2 separate regions of the Homo sapiens genome follow, and region 1 is linked to region 2. A link is a loop called in an ENCODE intact Hi-C map of the cell type or tissue named here. Cell type or tissue: IMR-90. All regions are shown on one strand. Each heading gives the region's core, and the rest is flanking DNA. Links, peaks and the distances in the headings are about the cores only.

Region 1 (7,033 bases), core at 1,163-6,162, 310 kb before region 2:
CCTCTTGTTTACCTTCATGTGTGGGGAGCCTCTCCCATCCTTCTCACAAGGATATAAGGAGATTGCATTCTAACTTGCTTTGATTACTCTTAGCTTACATACAGAATCACCTCTTTAGAGGAAAGGGAAGTTTCTCCCAGTTCTGTCTTTGGAAATGGGAGATTGGTCTTGGAGTCTTAGACTAACACAGATAGATCATTAATCACAAAGACTGTCTCTGGAAACTGAAAAAGGTCAGATTCTCTTAGAAACTGTGGGATGGGTGTGGTGGTACATGCTCATAATCCCAGCACTTCGGGAGGCCAAGGTGAGTAGATGGCTTGAGTCCAGGAGTTCAAGACCAGCCTGGGCAACATGGTGAAACCCCATCTCTATGGAAAAAAAAAAAAAAAAAGTTGGGTGTGGTGTTGTGTGCCTGTAGTCCCAGCTACTCAGGAGGCTGAGATGGGAGGATTGCTTGAGCCCAGGGAGGGTGAGACTGCAGTGAGCCGAGATCATGCCACTGTACTCCAGCCTGGGCAATAGAGTGAGATGAGACCCTGCCTCAAAAAAATAAGTAAATAAAATAAAAATGAAAAGAAAGAAACTGCACAATAAGACAAGGGCAGGGTGGAGAGTTTGTTTTAGTTACACAAGACACCCATGCAACACGACAACACCCCTTTAAAACATACAAAGTCACATAACTTCAGAATTTCAAGATTTAGTTAAAAAAGAAAAGAAAGGATGGAAAATGTGATACTGTATACATTTTCTGCTGTCTTTGTGCTACTGAACATTCTCTAATGAATGTCTCCTAAACATCTTTCTGTGATCTACTTTGAAAGGAGAACAGAAGGGAGGGAAGAACAGAGAGGAGACTAAAGAGAGATAAGGAGAGGGAAGGAAGAAGAGGGGGCTAAGGAGGGAGAGAAGAAGATAAAGAAAATTTACAAAAGAAAGGAAGAAGGAGAGAGAGAAGTTGTTTGCTATTGTGGCATATTAGGTGAGCAATGAACACTTTGTGCATTTATTCGTTTGACACACAGTTATCGAGCATCTATTATGTGCCAGGCTCTTAGACCCCGGTTGAAAGCAGTGAAACAGATAGTTGTCTTATGAAGCACATAGATTGGGCGAGTCACAAAATTTTTTAAATAAAGTAAATTAGGTTGCAAATACACTCTTAGTTCACTTTATTTTTACATTATTCCTCTCATCCTCCATAACAATGCCTCTCATTCTACTCATAAACCCAAGTAATATAAATGAGCCACTCTAGACTATTAAAATATACCATTGTCTCAAAAAATGTTTTTCAATGTAAGCATATTTGTACTTTTGCTTTCTTAATTGGAGCAATGTTTTTGTATTACTGCGTGTCTACACATTTTTTAAAGAGCTGATAAAAAGATGTTTGTTCATTTCTATATAGTCTACTCAATCAGCCTATTTGCAAAAATTTTCCTGAAAAATAGGTAGTGGAGAAAAGTCAGGGTCAAGAGTGGATTTTATTCTAAATCAATATTTGGGATAAATGCAAACAAAAATAATCAGAAATTAAACAAAGAATATTGGATTTAACATGAAATGGATAACCTGACAGCCTCTTCTAAAACAAATAAAATACTCTTGTGTATCAAAGCGCTTAAGTCCATAACAGAGGTGAACTTGAGGTCAATGCTGTCAAATAATTTCTAAGTAGTTTCCAGATTTTTTTCTTTTTTTTTTTGCCTTTGGTGCCGAAAAGGCTAATCAACTTTATGTACTTACAACTTACCTTCAATTTATCAAACTGCAGGTATAATAGTCAAAATATTCAACAACCAATATGGTATGAACACAGATGCTGCTTCTATATCTTAAAATGTATTTTTCAGCATCCTGGCTGAATAAACATCCTCCCTAATTATGGGGAAAGTGGTATGTCATTAGCATGGAATGAAGTTCCCCTCCTGATCCATTAAAAGTTAAGCTACTCCTTTCACTAATTTTGTCCTCAAATAGTATAGCTCACATGCAAAAAGGGGAGAGGACATTCCTCCTGAACATATTCTCTGCTTTTGGAGAACTTCTCAACCTTTCTAAAATATTGTATTGGTATTCTGGTTGTTGACATGATGTGGAAAAGATGTAGAGGATACAGTTGGAAAGAAATGTCAGTTTATTTAGTGCACATTGAAACATCAATAGTCGTGCTGTGAGACACAGAGCAAGAGGTTGAAGTGTGGACTGTTAAGTGCTGGCTTCCACAGATGTGAGAACCTAGCTATGCTTTGGGACTGCATTTCAAACAACCCCAGGTTCTGTGGGAGGCAGGACTGCTGTTCCACAATGGGGAAGGAGAGAATAGGTTTGCTCCATGTGATATACTGGGGCATCTCTTAGTGTTCGCCTGTCTAAAGTTGACAGTGAAGGAACAGTGCAGATCATTGGCCCTAAGGAGGGCATAGTGAGCAGGGCTTCGATGGCACAGTAATGAGGGCCTGGGTCACCCCTATGGGCAAGCCACCCGGTCTAGTGGAGGTACCAGCCAAAAGTAATGAGAATTCAAAAATTGAATATTAGTTGCAACTCTGCAATCAGGTGCAGCAGTGGGGATTATACTTCATTCCACCAACTTTCCTTTTGTAAATTTCACTGGAAAAGAGACCAACCAAAAGGAAGCAGGTGGTGTGACTGTTTTATACAAAGCAAATGGATCTGAGCAGTTCAAAGGGTGCACTGAATGGATAATGTGGTGTCTTGCTCAGATACCTGCTTCAGGACCAAGGCATTCATTTCCCCAGCTGTCAGAATTATTACCTGTTGATGGCTCAGAGCAAATCCCTCACCAAGAATTGCCCTCAGGTGAAAGGAATTTCTTCACCCAGCATTATGACCACTCCCCAGGTGCAGCCCACATCCAATGACTGGTCAGTGTGGTGATATACAAATCAGGCCCCCTTGCCTTAATTTGGAACAACTCAGAAAGGCCAGCGTAGCTTCCAAGCTCCAGTGGGATTAGCTGAGATGTTTTTTTGCAATTACATCACAATTCGACTCTTTTTGCTCAACCCTGGTTCCTTAACGTCTCACAGTTTTTATCTTGAGACCATTGCACAATAAACTTCCCATACACAAATCTGTTTCTCTATCTTTTTCCTGGGAAATATGACATAAGATAGTTTCCTATTAAATATTTTTAAAATATGTAGGAAATGTATGTTTGTGACATCTTTTATCAAAAATATTCTGGAAATATGCTATGCTTGAGTTTATTTTAACTAATTTAGCAAACCTTAGTAAAGCAAATGTAAAGATTTAGCAACGGAATAATATTTGGCAATTAGCTGTAAATCACTGGACAGGCATTTAAAGCATGCTATTTGGATGGCTATGCTTCATTTTTAAGTAATTCATATGTGTTCAGCCAAATCAAATAAACTGCTTTAGTTCTTTTCATAACATCTGAGGTTAATAAAATAAGTAAAAGGGTTGATAAGCTTTCAGTTTTCCATGTTTTTAATTTATGAAACATTTTTAAACTAAGCTTTGTCGTCATGAAACATGTTTTTATGCCTAAGGTTTATTGATTTTCTACCTCATGCTTTCAATAGTTTGACTTACTTTGTCTAATATGACAAGTTCAGAATTCATTAAACATTATTTTGTTGAAATTTTATTTCTCTAAATGGGAGGTTCTATATTAAATGTCTTTAAAAATTCGTTTCACAACTATATTGATGCTAATGAGGCCTGAGAGATAGCAAGTGATAAAGCAACATTGTAGAAGCTGTTCAAATGTGTTTTTTTATGACAACTCAGAGATACTATTCACAAACCATACTATTTATCCTTTAAAGTGTACAATTCAGTGGTTTTTAGTCTATTCACAGACTTGTGCAACTCTCACCACGATCTAACTTCCTAACCTAAAAAGAAACCCCATACCCACTAGCTGTTCCTCTGCATTTCCCTCTCCTCCCGGTCTCTGGAAAACACTACTCTCTATCTCTATGGATTGGTATATTCTGGATATTTGATATAAATTAAGCATACAATATGTGGTCTTTAGCATCTGACTTCTTTCTCTCAGCATGATGTTTTTGAGGTCCATTCATGCTGTAGCTCATATCAGTACTTCTTTCTTTTTATTCCTGAATAATATTCTGTTTTTCAGATAAAAACACATTTTGTTTACTCATTCATTAGGTGATGGACATTTGAGTCATTTCCACTTTTTAGGTATTGTGAACAATGCTGCTATGAACATTGTGTATGAGTTTTGTGAGGACATTTGTTTTCATTTCTTTTGAGTATATACCTAGGAGTGAAATTGCTGGGTCATATGGTATCACTTGGTTGACCATTTTGAGGAACTGCCAAATCATTTTCCAAGGCAGCTGCACCATTTTACATTTCCACTAGCAATGTATAAGGATTCCAGTTTCTTCACACCCTCGCCAATACCTCTTATGGCTATTGCTTTGTTTTGTTTTTAGTATTAGTCACCCTGACAGGCATGAAGTGGTATCTTATTGTGGTTTTGACTTGCATTTCCCTAATAATAATGATGTTGAATGTCTTTTATGTGCTTGTTGGCCATTTCTATTTAATATGTCTCCTTTGGAGAAATGTCTATATAAGTATTTTCCCTATTTCTAAATTGGGTTATTTGTCATTTTATTGTTGACTTGTAGGAGTTCTTTATATACTCTGGATACAAGTTCCTGTCATATATCAAGATTGCAAATATTTTCTGTCATATTGTAGGTTGCCTTCTCACTTTCTTGATAAAATCTTTGATGTCCCCAAGTTTTTTATTTCTATGAAGTCCAATTTATCTTTTTTGTTTGTTTTATTGCTTGTGCTTTTATTGGCCTACCTAAACAGGCTTATCCTAAGTTCTCAAAGATTCACATGTGTGTTTTCTTGTAAGAGTTTGTTTCTTTTGGCTCTTTTATTTAGGTCTATTTTGAGTTGATTTTTATAGACAGTGTGCGGTAGGAGTCTAATTTTATTCTTTTGCACGTAGATATCTAATCGTCACCGTACCATTTGTTGAAAAGATTATTCTTTCCCCCATTGAATTATCTCGGGACACTCACTGAAAATCAATTGATTATAAATATGAGGGTTTATTTCTGGATTCTCAATTCCATTCCAGGATATGGGTTTATCCTTCTGTCAGTTTCACACTGTCTTGTTTACAATAGCATTGTAATAGTAAGCCTTGAAATTGTGAAGTGTGAGCCTTCCAGTTTTGTTATTCTTTTTCAAGATTGTTTCTGGGCCTCTTACATTTCCATGTGGATTTTAGAATCAGCTTGTCAACTTTTGCAAGAAAGCCAGCTGGGAATTTGATAGGGATTTCATTAAATCTGTAGTTCAATTTATAGAATATTGCCATCTTAATGATATTAAATCTTCCAGTCAGTGAACACAAGCTGTCTTTCCATTTGTTTAGGCGTTCATTCATTGCATTCAACATTTTTTTGTAGTTTTCAGAGTACAAGTTTTATACTTTTTTTTGTGAAATTTGTTCCTAAGTGTTTTATTCATTGTGCTGCTATCATAAATGGAATTCTTTTCTTAATTTCATTTTGGATTCTTCATTGTTAGTGTATAGAAATACAACTGTTTTTAATATTATTTTTTAGCCTGCAAACTTACTGAACTTGTTAATTAGTTCTTTTTAAGCAGATTTCTTATTCAAATACAATATGTCATCTGCAAATAAAAATAGTTTTACTTTTCTTCTTTCTGAACTAGATGCCTTTTATTTGGCTATAATTGCGGTTTTTGCCAATAAAAAGTAATGGCAAAAACCACAATTACTTTTGCACCAACCTAATATTTCATTTTTCTTACCTAACTTCCCTGGCTATAACCTTCAGGTTGAATACAAGTGGTGAGAGCAGACATCTTGTCTTTTTCCTGATCTTAGGGGGAAAGTATTGTCTTTCCCAGGTAAATATTAGCTCTGGGCTTTTAGTACATGCCTTTCATCATCAGGTTGTGGAAGTTCTCTTCTATTCCTGTTAATAGTTTGCTGAATGATTTTTTGTCATGAAAAGGCTTTGGATGTTGTCAAATGCTTTTTAATGCATCTGCTGAGGTGGTCATGTGGTTGATTGATTTTTGGATGTTAATCCAACCTTGCATTCCTAGGATAACTGGTATATAATGGTGATAATGGTATATAATCCATTATAGTTGAATTGTCTATTTCTCCCTTCCATTCTGTCTGTTTCTCCTTCATGCATTTTCAGTTCCTGTTACTTGCATATTTGTTTATAATTGTTATATCTTCCTTATGGATTGACCCTTTTATCATTGTTCAGCATTTTTGAATGTCTGAGAAATGAATCAAGTGAGGATACAGCAGATAACCTACAGAATTCTGCATCTGCTGAGCCAGATTTTCTGGTAATTTTTTTGAAAATTTCCCAGTAATTTTGTTGAAATTGCATTCAGAGCAACAGATGGGAGTGCAAGAAAGATTGATCGTTATACTAGTTAGGAAGCTTTCAGCTGTAAGAAATGGAAACCCCAACTCTAACTAGCCTAAACAATAAAGCTGACTTATCAGTACACCCAACTGCAGAGTCAAATTGCTTTTGCAACCAGAGTTCCTCATTTGAACCACAGAACATAAAAGTAATTTGAGTAACTTTTCTCAGTTCACCCAAGGATAGGACATACTTAGTACCATTCCAGTTGCATAGGACAGAAGCTACATTATTGCATGCAATGTATATCTTAGGGCTTATTTCTTCTATTGAACTTTGAGAAAGACTGGTCCCATAGTAGTGTAAGCTTCAGATTTATTTTGATCAAGGACCCTGTTTCAATGTGAGTGTGGTGTTTTTGTTTACTTATGTTTTGTGTAAATTCTGGTCTCTCTCATGTGTAGAGTTTATCTTCAAACTGGTTTTCCTCTGGATTAATAGGTGGGTGAGATAGCAGCCAGGGGAAGGAGGTAGCTTTTCCCCTCAAAGCCATGGAAAAAATGTCCTGAATCCTGCTTTGATGGTCAGCATTAAGTCATATGTCCATCCCTAATCAATCT
Region 2 (7,033 bases), core at 920-5,919:
TCACCTCATCTTCCTTTTCCTTCCCATCTCCCTGGGAGTGGTCAGAGGCTCTGGAGGACTTATGCATAACCTTGACATTCTCAGAGAAACCTTTGATCTGCAATTACTTCTCCACTGGCATTCACTGTTGCTGTCACTCAAAGCCTGTTCTCACAACAGGCTCACTGCAGGACCATTGCTCTGCTGGGTTTTGGCGTCTCCCCTGTTGCTTTCCCATAGTTCCTGCCTCAACATTGGCCGGTGGCTGTCTAGCTTCTGAAACTCAGCAAAATTTTTCCGTCTCAACTCTGACTGTGGCTGCCCATCCCACAGCCTCTACTGTGAGAATCTCCCTTTCTCTTCTGCAAGTTGATATTTTAGTTCGCTCTGTGCTCACTCAAGTCCCTGATCACTTGCAGGGGCTCCTTCAAGGTGGCATCTGTGTATGAGGTGGGGTCTCATCTCCTTTCTCCTTGAACCTGACTCATCCTTTCCATTTTAGTGCAGCTACTCCATGTTGGCATGGGGTGCCCTGGAAGGCAGCTTCCTCCCAGCAATTCAGACACAAAGTCCTCTGCTGTCTTGTCTTCCTGCATCTTCCTGAAGGTTTCCATCATCCCTTCTTTTCTAGGGTTTTGGACCCAGAGGGAGCAGCATGTGGAACCCTCTTACAGAGACCACATCACTAACTCCCTTTAGCTGGTTGACTCCCCATGTTCTCTCCAGCTCCCTCCCTCAAGTCTTCTTATCATCTCTCTATATTTTGGGACGAGTTCTTTTGCAATCAGAGATTAGACTTTGTTGTAAAACACTATGTTCTGAGTGCTTCATGTATTTTTCCTTCTGGAGCTTAAGAAACCTTCCCCCAACCTCCTTCAAATCTGTCTCTGCCATAGGCCTAAAACCTATTTTGGAACTCAACATAGGCTTTCGAGCCCATTATTCGATTCTTTCGTTCATGCTGGGATTTTTGGTGTTCCTTCTTCATTGGGATAATAAGCCCTAGCGTTAAGGTTCGGTAGAAACGACAGAAGTACTGGACAATAAAAAGAACTTGCCAAGAAGAAAAAATATATAAACTATTATTCCACTACCTATGACTGATTGTTTAACTTTTGCACTTCCTTTTGCGAAAGCCCTGTTCAGGGCTCACCAAATATTTCATTTCCATCAGAGCTTAATCTTTGCAGAGGAAGAAGTTAATACTACCTATTGCTGACTTTGAATGGGAGTTTGGGGATATGAGGGTCACAGAGAGATGATTACTGCCCCCTTCCTCCAAACTGTGGAGCTGACCACGCCATAAAACAGTTTCAGTCATCAGGAATGAGCTTTGAGAGGAACCACTGGTGTAGAACTTTCAGTCTATGTGGACATAACCAATAAAAAATTTGGAGGGGGTGTAAAGTGTATGTATATGTGTTTAAAATGTTATTGGCAAAGCCTGGTTGTTTTACTGCCAGTAATGGTCATTCATTTTTTCCCCTATAATTCTATTCAGCTTCATTCTGGACTGATTCAAATAGGAAGCCGACACGATGTCAACCAAAAATCATTTTAATCTCCAAGTCCCATAAAACAATATAAAATACTCATATAACTCACTTTCCTGGAATGAAGTTTATAGCAACTAAAGTGCTTCCAATTTTATTTTTAGAAACTGGTTCATGCATTTTACATTGAATTAAGTCTAGTTCTTTTCTGTGACAGTTGGAGAGATATTTTAAATCTCAGCCAGTGGGCAAAGCATAATTTGTTTCTGATCTACATTTTTGCTTTGAAGAAACCATCAACTCTATTAATAAAACAAATGCTGTTTTCTTTTCCTTGAGAATCCACAACCTGCACAGCCTCTGCTTGACAATCTGAGACAAAATAAATGTGATAAAATGGATTTTATATTACAATGAGCCAACCTGACATGGAAGTCAAGGGACTGGTCCCGAAGAGTGACAATTACATTTACTGCATTCCAGAATCAGCAATACATTATGGTCCCTGCCTGCAAGTGCTTCTGAATGGAATTTCAAAGCCCTTGCAGATCCATATGTAGCCTTTCAAGATAAACTGTATATCAGCTGGTTCCTAAACCGCAAAACTACTGCCCACAGACAAAAGCATAATTTAGAAAAGAAACTCCCATAAAAATACACAGATGAAATATAGGTTGAAAATGGTGTGTAATTACTGGTACATTACTGGTCATTACTGGTGTGTTAAGAATCTGCTCTGATTAAAGAGATAATAAATCTTCAAGGAATTAAATAATTCTTAAAAGGCAAAATGACACTTAATGATGGATTTCTATGACCCACTAGGAAAAACAAAAAAAACACATTGTATGTGGGTAATTAAAAAAAAAGTTTCTTGAAAGACAGGATAAACACTGACTATCATATTTGCTACAAATGTGGAGATCAAATAACAAGTAAATCTTTGGTAAGCCCCTCGCCGTCTGGAATCAGCTCAGAAAAAACAGAAAGGAGAATTCAGAAAAGCCACAAGGATGAGAACTGTGGGCTGATAGATGACAACCCCCAAAATACAACTGCTGAAGAGGTTTAGATGCAAACCTCAAACCACTTGTATTAACTAATTGACCCTCAGCATGTGCCACTGATCAATCATTTACATCCTGACTGGTGAGTTCTTTTTAAATGATCGTTTTTATGGTTGTATTTATTTTTATTTTGGAAACTTGCAAACCTCCAGAAATGCTGAAAGAATAGGAGGATAAAAACCCTTATATCCTTTACCTACATTTATTGACTGTTGACATTTTATCACATTTGTGATACATTTGTGCACTCTTTGTATATATTCCCCCAATCATTTGTAAGTAAGTTGCAAATATTAGACTCTTCCTGTTCTACATACTTGAGTATGTATCTCCTAAGAGCAAGGACATCCTCTCACATAGCCACAATACTGTTATCACACCAGGAAATTTAACATTGTTATAAATGTACTGTCTTTTATACAAAACATATTTGCATTTCCCAAATTGTTTCCAAAAATGTTCTTTATAGATTTTTTTTTTTTCTGATCTAGGACCATCAAGAATCATGCACTGCATATGGTTGTCCTATAACTTTTGCCCTTTAATTTAGAACAAGGGTGAGCAAACATTTTCTGTAAAGGGACAGATATGAATACAAATATTTATATTTATAAATAACATATAATAATATAAATATTTTAAGCTTTGCAGCCCATACCGTCTCTGTTGCAGCTGCTTAACTGTGGTGTTGTAGCACAAAAACAGCCCTAGACAATATGTAAAGGAACGAATGTAAGTGTGTTTCAATAAATTCATATAATTTTCAAGTGCCATGAAATATGTTTCTAATTTTTTCCAGCCATTAAAAAATATACAAACCATTTGTAGATCACAGGTCATCAAAAGCAGTAGGTGGCAGGATTTGCCCTACAGATCATAATTTGATGATAACATATCTAAAGCAATCCTCTGCCTTTTTTTTTTAAAAGGAAACATTTTACTGAAGTATATGGAAATGCACACACTTTTAAGTGGAGAGCTTGACGATTTTTCACAAGGTGAACAGGATCATGTAACACAACTCAGAATAAGAAATAACTGTGACTTTATTTCATTTTTAAAAAGTTCCACTTATTTATGTTATGTATGTGGATTCAAAGGTGGTTAGCTAAGTGTGTTATTATAGAATCCTTCCAGAAATGGTTTTAACTGTTATTATTAGAGTCCTCATCCTCTGCAGTGAACTGAATATCTCGTCTTGACAACGATCCTGCCTTTTGGGCCAGGGCAGCTAATATGTGTGATAAAGTCATGCATGGAACCATTTCAGAAAATATGCCAATTCCTGCAGATTCCATGAATGATTTCACCCCTTTCTGTAGAGCTCTCTTCCGGCTCTCCGCATTACCTCGGAGGGTGCCCAGGCCTGATAGGCAGGAAGATGCTGCTTAAAGAATGGACTTAAGAAAAGGTAGACGTCAGCAGGGCCCGGGATCTGGGAGGTCTGGCTTTGTTCACAGGCTGGAGGGAAGCCAGGAGCCGTCATCCCTGGTGGGTAACTAGTTGATGAGACCACTTAAGACAGTTCTTTTACCTTGTTTGTTGCACTTTATTTACCATGGGGTGCAAAATTTCTTGGCTTTGTAAAAGCAAAACTTGGAAAGTTTCCTTTAGACATGTGAATGGTCACGGGATCTCCTCCTGATACGGAAATAAGCTGCCTCACAAGTTCCTAGCTTTTCTATTTACTCCAGGCATCTTCAATATGTTTATAATATTTTTAGAGATTATCCCTAGTGTGAAGTGGGGATTAATCCATTTTTTTCCAGGACACAGAGCCAAACATCAATTAGCTTTTCTGAAAATGGCAGAATTTCTTGGATGATATGTGTCCTAAGCATATTGATATCAATATGTGTCCTAAGCAATCATCCAAGGGCACATAATTTTTTTTTTTTTTTTTTGAGACGGAATCTTGCTCTGTCACCCAGGCTGGAGTGCAGTGGCGCGATCTCGGCTCACTGCAAGCTCCGCCTCCCGGGTTCACGCCATTCTCCTGCCTCAGCCTCCTGAGTAGCTGGGACTACAGGTGTCCACCACCACGCCCGGCTAATTTTTTTGTATTTTTAATAGAGACGGGGTTTCACCGTGTTAGCCAGGATGGTCTCAATCTCCTGACCTCATGATCCACCCGCCTCGGCCTCCCAAAGTGCTGGGATTACAGGCGTGAGCCACCGTGCCTGGCCAGACACATAATTTGGGAGAGGTACAATCAAATAAATGGTGGTCTCGCCTTGAGGCTCAGCATGTGGGTTCAGTTACTTTCACATGGGTGAATTTGTTTGAAGAAGCTTAATCCCAGGACAACGTCCACTGCAGATTTATAATATTCTCCTAGGAATATCACATTCATATTTCAGAATAAAGACCCCTCTGTAGGTCTAACTTTGAGAGACCTGAATCAACACTGAAGAACTGAACAGGCTCAGAGCCAGCTTCGCTCCTGGGGTTCTCAGGCCCTTTCTTTTTTTCTACTCTCAGACCTAATTTTATGTTAATATCCATCACCTCCCTCTCCCTTAAACTATTTCTACTTGGCTGAAGGCATTTAACTATTAATTCTTCGATTTTATTGAAAAATTTTTTTCTATGTTCACATCCCAAATAATAAAATGGCACAATTAAGCTAATCAACATGGCAAAGGATCTATCCCTACTAGAGAACAGAAACCAGTCAGACAGCACATACTGGGGAATTCCAGGTTGGGAAGCAAAAAAGTTGCCATGAATCCTGGTAGCTTCTTCTTTTAAGTTTGTTTATGATGATGCAGCTTGAAAGATGATTGGCTTTCTTCTTGTAATTTATGATACAACAAGGTTATCCGTTGTTAAGTGAATCCCTTTCTCTGGCTTTCTCATTTAGCTCATGTTTCCAGGATCAAAGCATCATAAATAACCAATGATGAAAAACACCACCTAAACATCAAGAGACAATTTCCATAAACGTTCACATTAAAAATGCATGATTGGTATGAAGATTTAATTGTAGCCACAGTGTAGTTTCTGTCTTTTGCTGCGGTCATATTTTCCTTTGTGTTGTCTGTGCTATTTAACTTTGAAGCCCACTAAAGATGAAAAATGGGCATTCATGGAGCAGGCGCATATGGCTTTAGCTGTTCGGTGGTGGATCTGGCGTTTTCCCCTCTGTGGCATCAGCCTTTGTGTTCTCAGCAATGAACTTTAATAAAACAACCTAAAATCTGAGAGATGGTGGAGAGAAGAGAAAGCAGTAGATGTAAGCTGACTCTAGTATTTGTTTTGTCTGTAAATGTGGTAAAATAGACTAATGCACAACTAACCACTCCTCCTATCCCCACTATGTCATTTCCAGAGATATGTAAAATTGTGTCAGAGATATTCAGTTAATGAGCTTTCTGAGTCATGGTAGTAATATAGACGTGGTGTTCATACAGTGACTTTCATTTAATCACAACCAAACAAGAACCCTTGCATGATAGAGAAAAAGACCCTACAATAGACTACTGATTACTATTATTATTGTTGTTGTTGTTGTTTAGGCAAGCTGAGGAGAATATAAAGAATACTAACCCTTCTTTTTTATAACATATTAGTAAACATACTAAAATGTAGTTGTGAAATGGTTAAAGTTGTGGGGAATATAAGCAATATAAGCCTTTTTATTCTTTTTTTTTTTTTTTTTTTAATATTGGCTACTGGCCGGGCACGGTGGCTCACGCCTGTAATCCCAGCACTTTGGGAGGCCGAAGCAGGCGGATCATGAGGTCAGGAGATCGAGACTATCCTGGCTAACACAGTGAAACCCCGTCTCTACTAAAAATACAAAAAAATTAGCCAGGCGTGGTGGCGGACACCTGTAGTCCCAGCTACTAGGGAGGCTGAGGCAGGAGAATGGCTTGAACCCCGAAGGCAGAGCTTGCAGTGAGCCAAGATCGCGCCACTGCACTCCAGCCTGGGCGACAGAGCAAGACTCCATCCCAAAAAAAAAAAAAAAAAAAAAAAAGGTTGGCTACAAAATTTTGTTCAATGTAGATAGGCTGCTGGGGTTTCTGTGGGAAATGTCACATTGTCTAGTAAGCCTTGGGAGAATTGCAAGGCTCAAGTCAGGCATCCTACCAAGATCTCAGAGTTCAGAACTATTTGGCTCTCAGGGAAGAAGGGTTGAGAAATGTCCCCCTGGTTTCCGCTGGGAAAGGGCTACCTCAAGACTTGTTTTCTTTGCCTTCCAGCGCCAGAAATGTAAAGTGCTGAGATACTTCAAGTCAAAGAAGTGAAAGGGGTAAATAAAGCATGTCCATGATAGGCTAAGGATGAATAGAGACCTAAGGGTTAGATGGGAATTGACTAGTTTAGTGTCTAAGAGGAGGAAAGATCTAGAAGCACCTAATTAGATTGGGGCCAGGAATTTCAAATGAGAGACATTCTGATGATTTTATGAATATAGTTTTTCTTCCCAGGTATATCCCAAATTCCTTAAAGGCTTAGGTCCTTTATTTCCATTTGTCTTCTACATAG

What was found. Peaks named below come from ENCODE experiments on the same cell type or tissue, not always from the same donor. Only the 100,000 strongest peaks of a DNase experiment are listed, where the experiment ranks them.
Region 1: a loop joins it to region 2, with 6 times the contacts of the local background. A loop is called at or near these places in 108 of 110 quality-filtered maps.

What each region holds. Positions count from the first base shown.
Region 1 is chr14:59,435,750-59,442,782 of GRCh38, reverse strand. No RefSeq gene overlaps it. Among named protein-coding and RNA genes, the nearest start is that of GPR135, 26 kb to the left of the region's middle. RefSeq lists an enhancer at 3,602-3,771. In IMR-90, for the core only: no CTCF peak of the experiment used is centred there; DNase peaks (open chromatin) are centred at 3,052, 3,352 and 4,432; H3K27ac peaks cover 980 bases.
Region 2 is chr14:59,127,613-59,134,645 of GRCh38, reverse strand. No RefSeq gene overlaps it. Among named protein-coding and RNA genes, the nearest start is that of DAAM1, 58 kb to the left of the region's middle. In IMR-90, for the core only: a CTCF peak has its summit at 1,241; no DNase peak of the experiment used is centred there; H3K27me3 peaks cover 412 bases.